2 separate regions of the Homo sapiens genome follow, and region 2 is linked to region 1. Evidence: chromatin contacts called from ENCODE Hi-C data. All regions are on one chromosome and are shown on one strand. The core of a region is the stretch at or near the end of the contact, and the rest is flanking DNA. Distances in the headings are between cores, read along the strand shown. Region 1 overlaps LINC02888 (long intergenic non-protein coding RNA 2888). Region 2 overlaps HDAC9 (histone deacetylase 9).

Region 1 (4,848 bases), core at 447-2,946:
TTTGAAGAATACATTCAATGATCCAGAGCCAATATTAAATCTATAATATGAAATGGGCAGAAAAAAAATAAGACTCCAAATTATCACCTTCCCAGAAACCAACCTCTCTCTCACCAACTGCTCAGAAAAGAAGAAAGCAAATATAAAAGAAATATGACCATTTTGTTATTTTGCTCTTACATGGAATTGAAATTAAGCTATATGGAAAATTCACTAAATTCTACCGATCTATCTTTTTAAAAGGGAAATGTTAAGCAGTTCTGAAAGAGTGCACCCAGCTTCCTTTCCAAAGGATACTGCTAATGGAGTTGAACACACCCTTCCTGTCACCCCAGGTGCTAAATATGTGGAAGTTGGGAATATCTAAATGCTTGGAGATCCTGAAGATACTCCCTGAGGTGGCTATAAAAAGACTACGCTTGGCTTCTGAGAATGTAGTGGCAGACACTTTCACTTTATTTTATTTTACTTTATTTTATCATGGGAGGAAGTTTTATTGAGTCACCATCCCCCTACACCTCAACTTCTCTTTTTTAAAAATATGTGTAAGTTTTTTCTACTTCTGTCTCTCAGGAACAGGTTTTTGGTGGTTCAGAAATTTCTCCCACTTTTACCTGACTGTGGGCAACCTCAGCAACAGAGGCTCCTGGAAATATCCTCCACCTATTTTTCTCAGATGTGAGAACGGTTGACTGGAGTTATGAGGGGGAAGTGGCTGGTGCAGAAAGTTGCCAAAAGGGTGATGGAAAGTTCTTTACTGATGAAAAAAGAAAAGAATAATAATTCATATTTATCTTTTGACCAAGACAAGATAGGAACAGAGGTGCCTTTGCTTGCTTTCACCTCAAGCAGGAAGTGAGAGTCCTATTAGCCTCTGGGTTCTGGGAAGTCAACGATTTGGGGTTATTTTTCTTCCCGCCCATTTCTTTACCTTACTCATAGGTTTAATATTGACCTCTGTCTTTATCACTGAATCTGTTTTTCAAATTGAGCAATTCTCAATTTGTCAGATGATTTATTTTTTACATATACATGAATGTTTTGTTGAAACAAGACTTTCAGCGGTATCAGTCATGGGGGAGCTTAGCTGTGAACCCGGAGGTGAGAGTAAAGTCTTAGAACAAAGAGGAATTCGAAATTACGGAACATTTTTAACTTCTTTACTCAGTGGTAAAGAATGGAACATCTTTTACGTCAAACTACTGAAGTTGTGGGCAAAATTACAAGCGATGATTATGCAGGATAGGTTAGTTTTTGGCCATTTTAGGCTTTTCTTGATTTTATGGAGTAGTCTGAAAGGAGTGAGCTGGTGAGAGAATTTACTAGGTGCTGAAGCAATGAGAACTGACAGCTGATATACAGGGGAAGAGCTCCGTTTCAGTCACATTGAATTTGAGGTGCCTTTAAGAGGAGGTAATCAGGAAGAATTTGCAACAGTTCTTTAAACCCCGGTGGATATCAGAGCTAATCATGTATCCGTGGGAGTTGTCAGGGTAAATCTGATGACTGATGCCAAGAACCTCACATAAGGAGGTCAGGTGGCATGAGAAGAGATGATGAGTGAGAACACAAGCTGAGAAAGAACAGTATTTAGAGGATGGACTGAAGGACAAGTGGGGGAGTTTGAAAATGCGGAGCTGTAGAGGTAAAGGACACTGAGTATATCTGCTCTGGTCCTTTGGGGACTTTCCACAGCACTAGCTTCACCTTGGTTGCTTGCCAACTGCTGAGACAGTAAGTCCAGATTTTAGTATTTGACCCACGCTGCCTTCTCCAGATCATGCTCCTTGATATTACCTCTGAATTTGCTGAAAGAAAAACATTTCCACTCAAATATCACTTGAACATGATTTATGAGTAAAATGAATAATATTTTACTATAAAACATACAGAGGTGAGTCTCATAACGATATTCAGGGTGGCCCCAAGCTATCTTCTTTTTTTTTATTTTTAAAGTTTTCAAAATATTTTCAGGCCAAGTGTGGTGGCTCATGCCTGTAATCCCAACACTTTGGGAGACTGAGGCAAGAAGATCACTTCAACTCAGGAATTTGAGACCAGTCTGGGCAACATAGCGAGACTTCATCTCCACTTAAAAAAAAAAAAAAAAAAAAAAAACTCAAATGTGGTGGCGCACGCCTTTGGTCCCAGCTACTTGGGAGCGCTGAGGTGGGAAATCTCTTGAGCCTGGGAAATAACGGCTACAGTGAGCTTTGATCGTGCCATTGCACTCTAGCCTGGGTGGCACAGTGAGACCCTGTTTCAAAAAAAGTGAATATATTTAAGGTATACAGCAGGATGTTTTAATATAGAGAGTTAAATGACTGCTATCGTTAGCTAATTAACATACCCATCTTCTCAGGTAGTTACCTTGTGTATGTGTGTGGTGAGAATACTTGAGATATACTCTCCTATCAAATTTCATGTATATAATATAGTATTACTAACTATGGTCACTATGCTATACATTAGATCTCTAGAATGTATTCACCCTACATACCTAAAATTTTATACACTTTGACCAGCACCTTCCCTTTCTTCTCTCCCAGCCCCTTCCCCTAATAACCACCATTCTACTCTCTGCTACTGTGAATTCAGCTGTTTGAGATTCCACATCTAAGCTATCTTCTTTATTAGCCATTGCTAAAGAGTCACTGATAAGCCTGCTTCCTGTCTGTTGGGTGCAACTAAAAAGCAGACCCTTGATCTGGCATTCTGGTGGTGAAGTGACTTATAGCTCTAGAACCTCCCAACCCAAGCCATCCTACGGCAGCTGTTCTGAAGTTGACTTTTATAGCTTCTACAGAACTGTAAGCTTGCCGTTGAAAGTGGCACCTAGCCATTTATTCGCCAGTAATTATAAGCAAATGAATCAAATTTGAAGCAGGAGTGTAATAAAATCAGTAATGGATAGGATTTTAAGCAACAGGCAAACTTCTAAGAGGGGCTGGCACCCCTTTTTAAAAATAGATTAATGTCATCTGCAAACAGAGACAATTTGACTTCCTCTCTTCCTACTTGAATACCCTTTATTTCTTTCCCTTGGCTGATTGCCCCGGCCAGAACTTCCAATACTATGTTGACTAGGAGTGGTGAGAGAGGGCATCCTTTTCTTGTGCCAGTTTTCAAAGGGAATGCTTCCAGTTTTTGCCCATTCAGTATGATACTGGCTGCGGGTTTGTCATAAACAGCTCTTATTTTGAGATATGTTCTATCAATACCTAGTTTATTGAGAGTTTTTACCATGAAGGGGTGTTGAATTTTATTGAAGGCCTTTTCTGCATCTATTGGGATAATCATGTGGCTTTTGTCATTGGTTCTGTTTATGTGATGGATTACGTTTATTGATGTGCATATGTTGAGCCAGCCTTGCATCCCAGGGATGAAGCTGACTTGATTGTGGTGGATACGCTTTTTGGTGTGCTGCTGGATTCATGTCCTTTGCAAGGACACGGATGAAGCTGGAAACCATCGTTCTCAGCAAACTAAAACAAGAACAGAAAACTAAACACCGCATGTTCTCACTTATAAGTGGGAGCTGAACAATGAGAATACATGGACACAGGGAGGGGAACATCACACACCGGGGCCTGTCGGGGGCTGGGGGCTAGGGGAGGGATAGCATTAGAGAAATACCTAATGTAGATGACATAGGTATTAGGGTAGATGGGTGCAGCAAATCACCATGGCACGTGTATACCTATGTATACCTATGTAACCTGCACATTCTGCACATGTACCCCAGAACTTAAAGTATAATTTAAAAAAAGGTAGTAAGATGATAGATTTAAACCCAAATATATTTGTAATTACATGAAATGTCAGCAAAGTAAGTACTCTAATTAAAAGCTAAAGATCGCCAGATTGGAAAAAAAAAAAATATGCTACTTTCAAGAGATTTTCCTTATATAGAAGAATATAGAAAAGTAAAAGAATGGAAAATGTATAACATGCAACCAATATGAAACAAAATAGAATTTAAGGCAAGGAATATTATTCAAGATAAAAAGGGAAGGCTGGGTGAAGTGGCTCACACCTATAGTCACAGCACTTTGGGAGGCCAAGGCAGAAGGATTGCTTGAGTCCAGGAGTTTGAGGCAAGCCTGGGCAACACAGTGGGACCCCATATCTAAAAATAAAAAATAAAAATAAATTTTAATGAAAAAATAGATTAATGGCAGAGCAGACTTGAGAGACAAATGGTTCTTGCAATAAGCGACAGCGGTATTAAGATGTATGTTCAGGATCTCATTGGATAGAGGATTAGGAAAATTTCTTTGTTTTAATGTTTCTTAGTAGACCTTTTTAGAAAGAAGGGCAGTGTGAAAATAATATCCTAAGAGCTCATAACGGCAAATGCCAAGGTTTGTGTGGTGTGTGTGTGCGCGCACGTGTGTGTGTGTATGCATGCCTGTGTAATATTATGAGATAATACAAGGGAGAAGGGTGATTCATGGAAAGAGTGGACGAAGGTTTCGAAAGCTACCGAGTGAGAAAAGGTCTGATGAGTATTTATTTAGGAATTATGATGTCACTGGTGACCTTAGCAGGAATAGAATCTGTAAAATGCTAGGGGCAAAACGGGGTTACAGGAAGGTGAAGAGTAGACAGAGACTTCCTTTTCCAACAGTATTGGCAGAGTAAATATCCTGAAAATCTATCCTGCTACAAAGCACCTAAAAGTAGTAGATACAAAATGAAAAACACATTTAAATGCATGCCTGTGTTGGAAAGAGTAAGGGAAACCATTGGAGTTATCAGAGGCTAAATGTTCTGGGAAGGACCAATTCAGAGAATTGTAAGCAGTGAAATCATCTATGAATTCCAGGGGCCTGGGGCTTCAGTTGT
Region 2 (4,871 bases), core at 744-3,243, 1.1 Mb after region 1:
ATCCTTGCATGTGCAGGCGTGATGGCTCACAGCTGTAATGCTAGCACTTTGGGAGGCTGAGGCAGGAGGGCTGTTTGAGACCAGCCTGGACAACACGGTGTGACCCTGTTTCTACAAAACAACAACAACAACAAATTAGCCAGGCATGGCAGTGCATGCCTGTAGTTCCTGCTACTTTGGAGGCTGAGGCAGGAGGATTACTTGAGCCTTAGAGGTCAAGGCTGAAGTGAGCTATGATTGTGCCACTGCACTTCAGCTTGGGTAACAGAATAAGACCTTGTCTAAAAAAAAATTTAGAGAGAGAGAGAAAAAGAGAGAATCCTTGCGTACTAGTGTCTGCATTTCTCACCTTATGAGTCGTTAGGTGTCTCAAGGAAAGAATTTTCCCAGCTTCTACTTGAAGGCAACGTGCTTGTTTGCCAGAGCTGGGGAAGTAGATGGGTGAGTGTGCTTTGTGGAACTGCACTCGATCCACCACTGTGCAGCTCTTGTGTCCCACGTTTCTGCTAGAGCTGTGGCCTCACCTCAGTTTTGTTTGTCCAGGGAATAACTCTTTATTCTTCTAGTGAAAAGAAGGGTAGTAAATACAGAGAGTGGCAGGGACTTAGAGAGGAGGAGAAATGTCTTGGCTGTGAGGGTATGGGCATGGTGATTTAAGGATGCTACAATCAGACCTTAAACCAGTCCCTGCGCTTTTGACCTTGCGCTTGACCACTCGTCTTCCTCTGTGCCTTTCTGCAAGTTCTGAACCTCTTAGGGATTCTCTGGCATGAGGCTGCTTGTTGCTCACTCACTGCAGTTACTTCGGGTTGTGCTTTCTCCTTTCAGTGGGGCTGTTAATCACTATCCAACTCACTTTCCATCTTCAGCAATTCACTGAACTCTCCTGCTCATTCTTGTCATCTCTTCCCTCTTCTTTTTTTGCTGTAGGTTTATAGCATTTTAATTCTTTTACTGTCATTTTATGGCATTTCTGAAGGGAGTAGAAATAAATGCATTTGGTCAATCCATCATTTTTATTCAGAAGTCATACAATTTTTAAATCACCCCCAAATTGATATAATAAATATTATTGTTGATGTTCTTATTATTATTTATAATATGAAATATTTTAAGTTCATAATACTGGAGCCATTCTGAGAAAGTTCCTAAAATAGACTACTGCGGAAGCCCATTATTGCCATGGACCTGATATATTTACATCTATAATTTTAATGAGGATGTCATAAGATTAAAATTTGTGATGGACATTTGTGATCTCTCTCAATGATGATCTCTATTATATCTACATACATTCATTTCTTTATTAATAGCTCATCCATGCAGAACTCAATTATCCAACAATCTCATTTTATTGATAACAAATGCTAGAAAAAGAAAGTATCAGAAATGGCTTTGAAACAACGTTTGCATTGAATCTACAAACATTTTTCTGGGGATAGCCCATAAAGGCATTAAGCAAAAAAAAAAAAAAAAAAAAAAAAAAAAATTTACTTCTATTTCATAACCAAGTACAACAGCTTTTGAAATTTACATTTCAAATACACAGAACTTAGCAAACAAAACAGAAGAAAATAAGAGGGAGCCTGTGAACAGACAAGGAATGATCAATGAAACTCTACAATAAAGAGGAAGAGAGGGGAACCAGATGGTAGCCAAAGCAACTCACATTCCTATTAGGAGCTTGTAGGAGAAGCTGTAGATGCCCCACTCAAACCTCCCAGGGCTCTGTCATTTTTATGTTCCCCGGCCTGGCTCTTGTCTGCATAAACCTCTCTTTGCCTCAGAGCTTTCTTTTGTAGTTCAAGCCTACACTGCAACCCAGGTGCATGACAGGTTAAAAGTGCCAGAGAATTAATGCCACCAGGAAGCAGCCTGCAATGAATGACTGGCAGAATTGATGTGTAAATATCCCAGCTTCCTTGCCCCTTGGTTAAGTCTAAAGTATGTGTTGTGCACTGGTGACCAGAGGTCCCTGGAAGGATGAAGCTCCAGTTGTCACTGTGGTAATCTGCCTGCTTTCTTGGCTGCCTTCCTTTACTGTCTCATTTCTCTACTCTACTATAAGCATGATGTTTTCCCGAATCAGCTCCCACCTAAACCACAAATTTGAACTAAAATTTGTAACTTAATTTGGAAGAGCCCAAAATAAGAAAGAACTATTTAGATTTGGAGAACAATTACGTATTCCTCAACAGGACATTATTATATGTACAAAAAGTGAAATATTTAATTTTCAGGATGACCCACATTCAGTGAGGAAACATTCAGTTACATTCAATATATTCTATTTAAGAACATAAGGATCATGTATATGTTTAAGAAGACTTCTACTTAATCTAGCTAATACATTATGGTTCCAGTGTTTGACCTTTACTTATATGGAAATTTAAACCACCCTGAATGATTCATCTGATTAAAATTCTGGATATATAAGAGCTCTTGGGTTAAGGAAAACACGTGTGAATGTTAAGGTACTTTAAGGAAATAGGAGATTATTAACTAAATTGTATACAACAAAAATCCTCCATAAGCCTCTGTAAATTCAAGAGAATATACTAGGGAGGGTATTAAATAAGTTAGTTATAGTTACTACTCTTTTGGAAGATAGAATATTCTAAAATATTTAAAAAGTTAACACATTTATGAAATAAATGCTTGCATAAAATACTATGTGTATATCTGTGTGTGCTTTCTCCCAGCTTCCCCTGGAAATTAGTTTACTAGAATATCCTTATTGCTAACACATTTCCACGTTCTCCTGACTCTCTTGGGATCATCTGAACTATGGGGCTAACTTACTCTCACTCTACTACAAAAATTTAACTAACAGGAATAATCGTAAAGCAAACATTTTAAGTGTATCCTGAATAAAAAATTGTCTCCATGCTTCTCCATTCTGCTTTCTCATCTTCTAACAAAAACTACCAGAAGAGACTAAGGACTAAATTTTGGGACAGGTGAAGGAGAGAGTTGAATCTCTCTGCCAGGAGAATGGAAGAAACATATCTGTTATCGTTGTTGTTTCTAGAGGAATGGAACCAAACTAAGGGGTTTGGGATAGAGGAGAAAAGGTTTGGAAAAGGAATAAGAGAGAGGAGCCAATAGACTTGAAAAATAGCTTGTATCGAATTGCATTTTACAGTGATTGTGCTGCACTCATCTCCAATGCTACAATAAAATCAAATGCCCACAAAAAGACCACAAATTAATGAGTGATTTATTTTTAAATAAATAAAATAAATAGGGATCAAAAGCAGAAACTTTTTTTTTTTTCTAATTTCTGTCAACAACAGAATCAATGCCAGGACAGGGATAAAGGTGGAAAATGCAAAGCCAAAAACAATAATTTAGTGGAAACAGGAAGTTAAAGCCAGAAGTAACCTTAAGGTTCTAAGTCCTTGGAAATTCCCTTACATACAGAGAAAGCCATTGGATTTTTGTATATGGAGGGAATACTGGTTCATCCCAGTCTGACCCAAAAGTTATGCGGGAGAATAGTTAAGTTCCAGAGAGATGTAGCTAATGTCTGAGTATCTACTTAGTGGCCACAGACATTGAAAATCTTGAAAATGCCCAAATCTTGAACTTGAGCACTTCAGTTTTAGCCACAAGAGTGAAGAGGTAGACCAGCAGCTTTCCTAAGGCCTCAGTTGATGGGCCTTGCCTTCAGTCCTTCATAACCTCAGGCAGCATCATCCTCTGTGCCCAACGTGACCTCTGCTCTATTCTGTGCTTCACAAGCTTAATGGACTTACTTTGTAGTAGACCACTCATTCTTCTACAGTCTTGATTGTATGGAAAGAGGGAAACTACAGTAGTTTTTTTCTGTAACAATTGTCTGCTGTTATTTTCTGTACATTTCTCTGGCATTCACCCTGAATTCATTTTCTGGTCATGCATTAACTTACATTCTCCCGTGGGGTCTCACTTTCCATTTAGTCCTCCTGTTCCTAGACTTGATGATGTTTATCTGTGTTGTCTGGTATCCTACTAGTGACAGGTCCTGTTTATCAGTTTGCTAATTATCACACAGCTCAGCCACAGCCTTGTGAAATAAACATACTAGTTAAGTATGGTGGTATGTTAAGGAGTAAAAGTAAAGTCTGTGAGTTGCATACTTAGAAACCGTGACAGGAATTTATCGCTTCATTCTCATTGACATTTATGTTGTGGTAGATGAAAGGACAGTCTGACAAGAAGAGAGCACGTGTTTGGGAATCAGATATTCATACACTTGAATTTTATTTTTACCCCTTACTAACTAATAGCTATTTAACGGCCATGAGCCTTAATTCCCTTGTGAAGTCAGGATGGTAATACTTGACTCATGTGTGCAGTTATAAGTAAAAGGAAAGCACCCTCTACATGATAACTTTCACATGATAGGGGTATGGATAAATTATGCTTGCAATAGCATAGTCATAATAATACTTTTAAATTAGTGACTCACTTCCAAGAATGGAGTATAGGAAAGTGAAAATTGTAAAATTATAATGAAGAAACCTGGCAGAAACCTCTTTAACCAAGTTTCATTCTGTTTTCTACTTCTGTGTTAGAATGCTGGAGACTGTGTAATTTATAGAAAAAAAGAAATATATTTCTTACAGTTCAGGAGGATAGGGAGTTCAAGGTGGAGGGGCTGCCTCTAGGGAGGGCTTTTTACTGTGTGATGCAGAGGCTATCACATGATGAGAGGGCAAGAGCATGCCAGCTCAGGTCTCTCTTTATCTTCTTGTAAAGCCACAAGTTCCACCATGGGGCCTCTACCCTGATGACCTTATCTCATCTTAATTACCTCCCAAAAGCCCCACCTCCAAATGCTATCAACATATGAATTTGGAGATTAAATTTCAAACAAATGAAATTTA

What was found. Hi-C counts contacts between places; a loop is a spot of excess contacts on that map. Pooled maps may share reads with other maps.
Region 2: a pooled map shows a loop between it and region 1 (2.7-fold over the local background). The contact joins two enhancer-like sites. A Hi-C loop is called at or near these places in 4 of 37 single-sample maps with no recorded cell type and 2 of 50 pooled maps.

The regions. Positions count from the first base shown.
Region 1 is chr7:17,401,500-17,406,347 of GRCh38, forward strand. All of the region lies in intron 1 of LINC02888 (long intergenic non-protein coding RNA 2888), which reads left to right. Among named protein-coding and RNA genes, the nearest start is that of LINC02888, 29 kb to the left of the region's middle. RefSeq lists an enhancer at 3,916-4,848. Within about 2 kb of position 1,697, at least 2 of the 41 ENCODE cell types and tissues checked have a DNase peak (open chromatin) inside an H3K27ac peak, as active enhancers do.
Region 2 is chr7:18,534,263-18,539,133 of GRCh38, forward strand. All of the region lies in intron 2 of HDAC9 (histone deacetylase 9), which reads left to right. Among named protein-coding and RNA genes, the nearest start is that of HDAC9, 41 kb to the left of the region's middle. Within about 2 kb of position 1,994, at least 2 of the 41 ENCODE cell types and tissues checked have a DNase peak (open chromatin) inside an H3K27ac peak, as active enhancers do.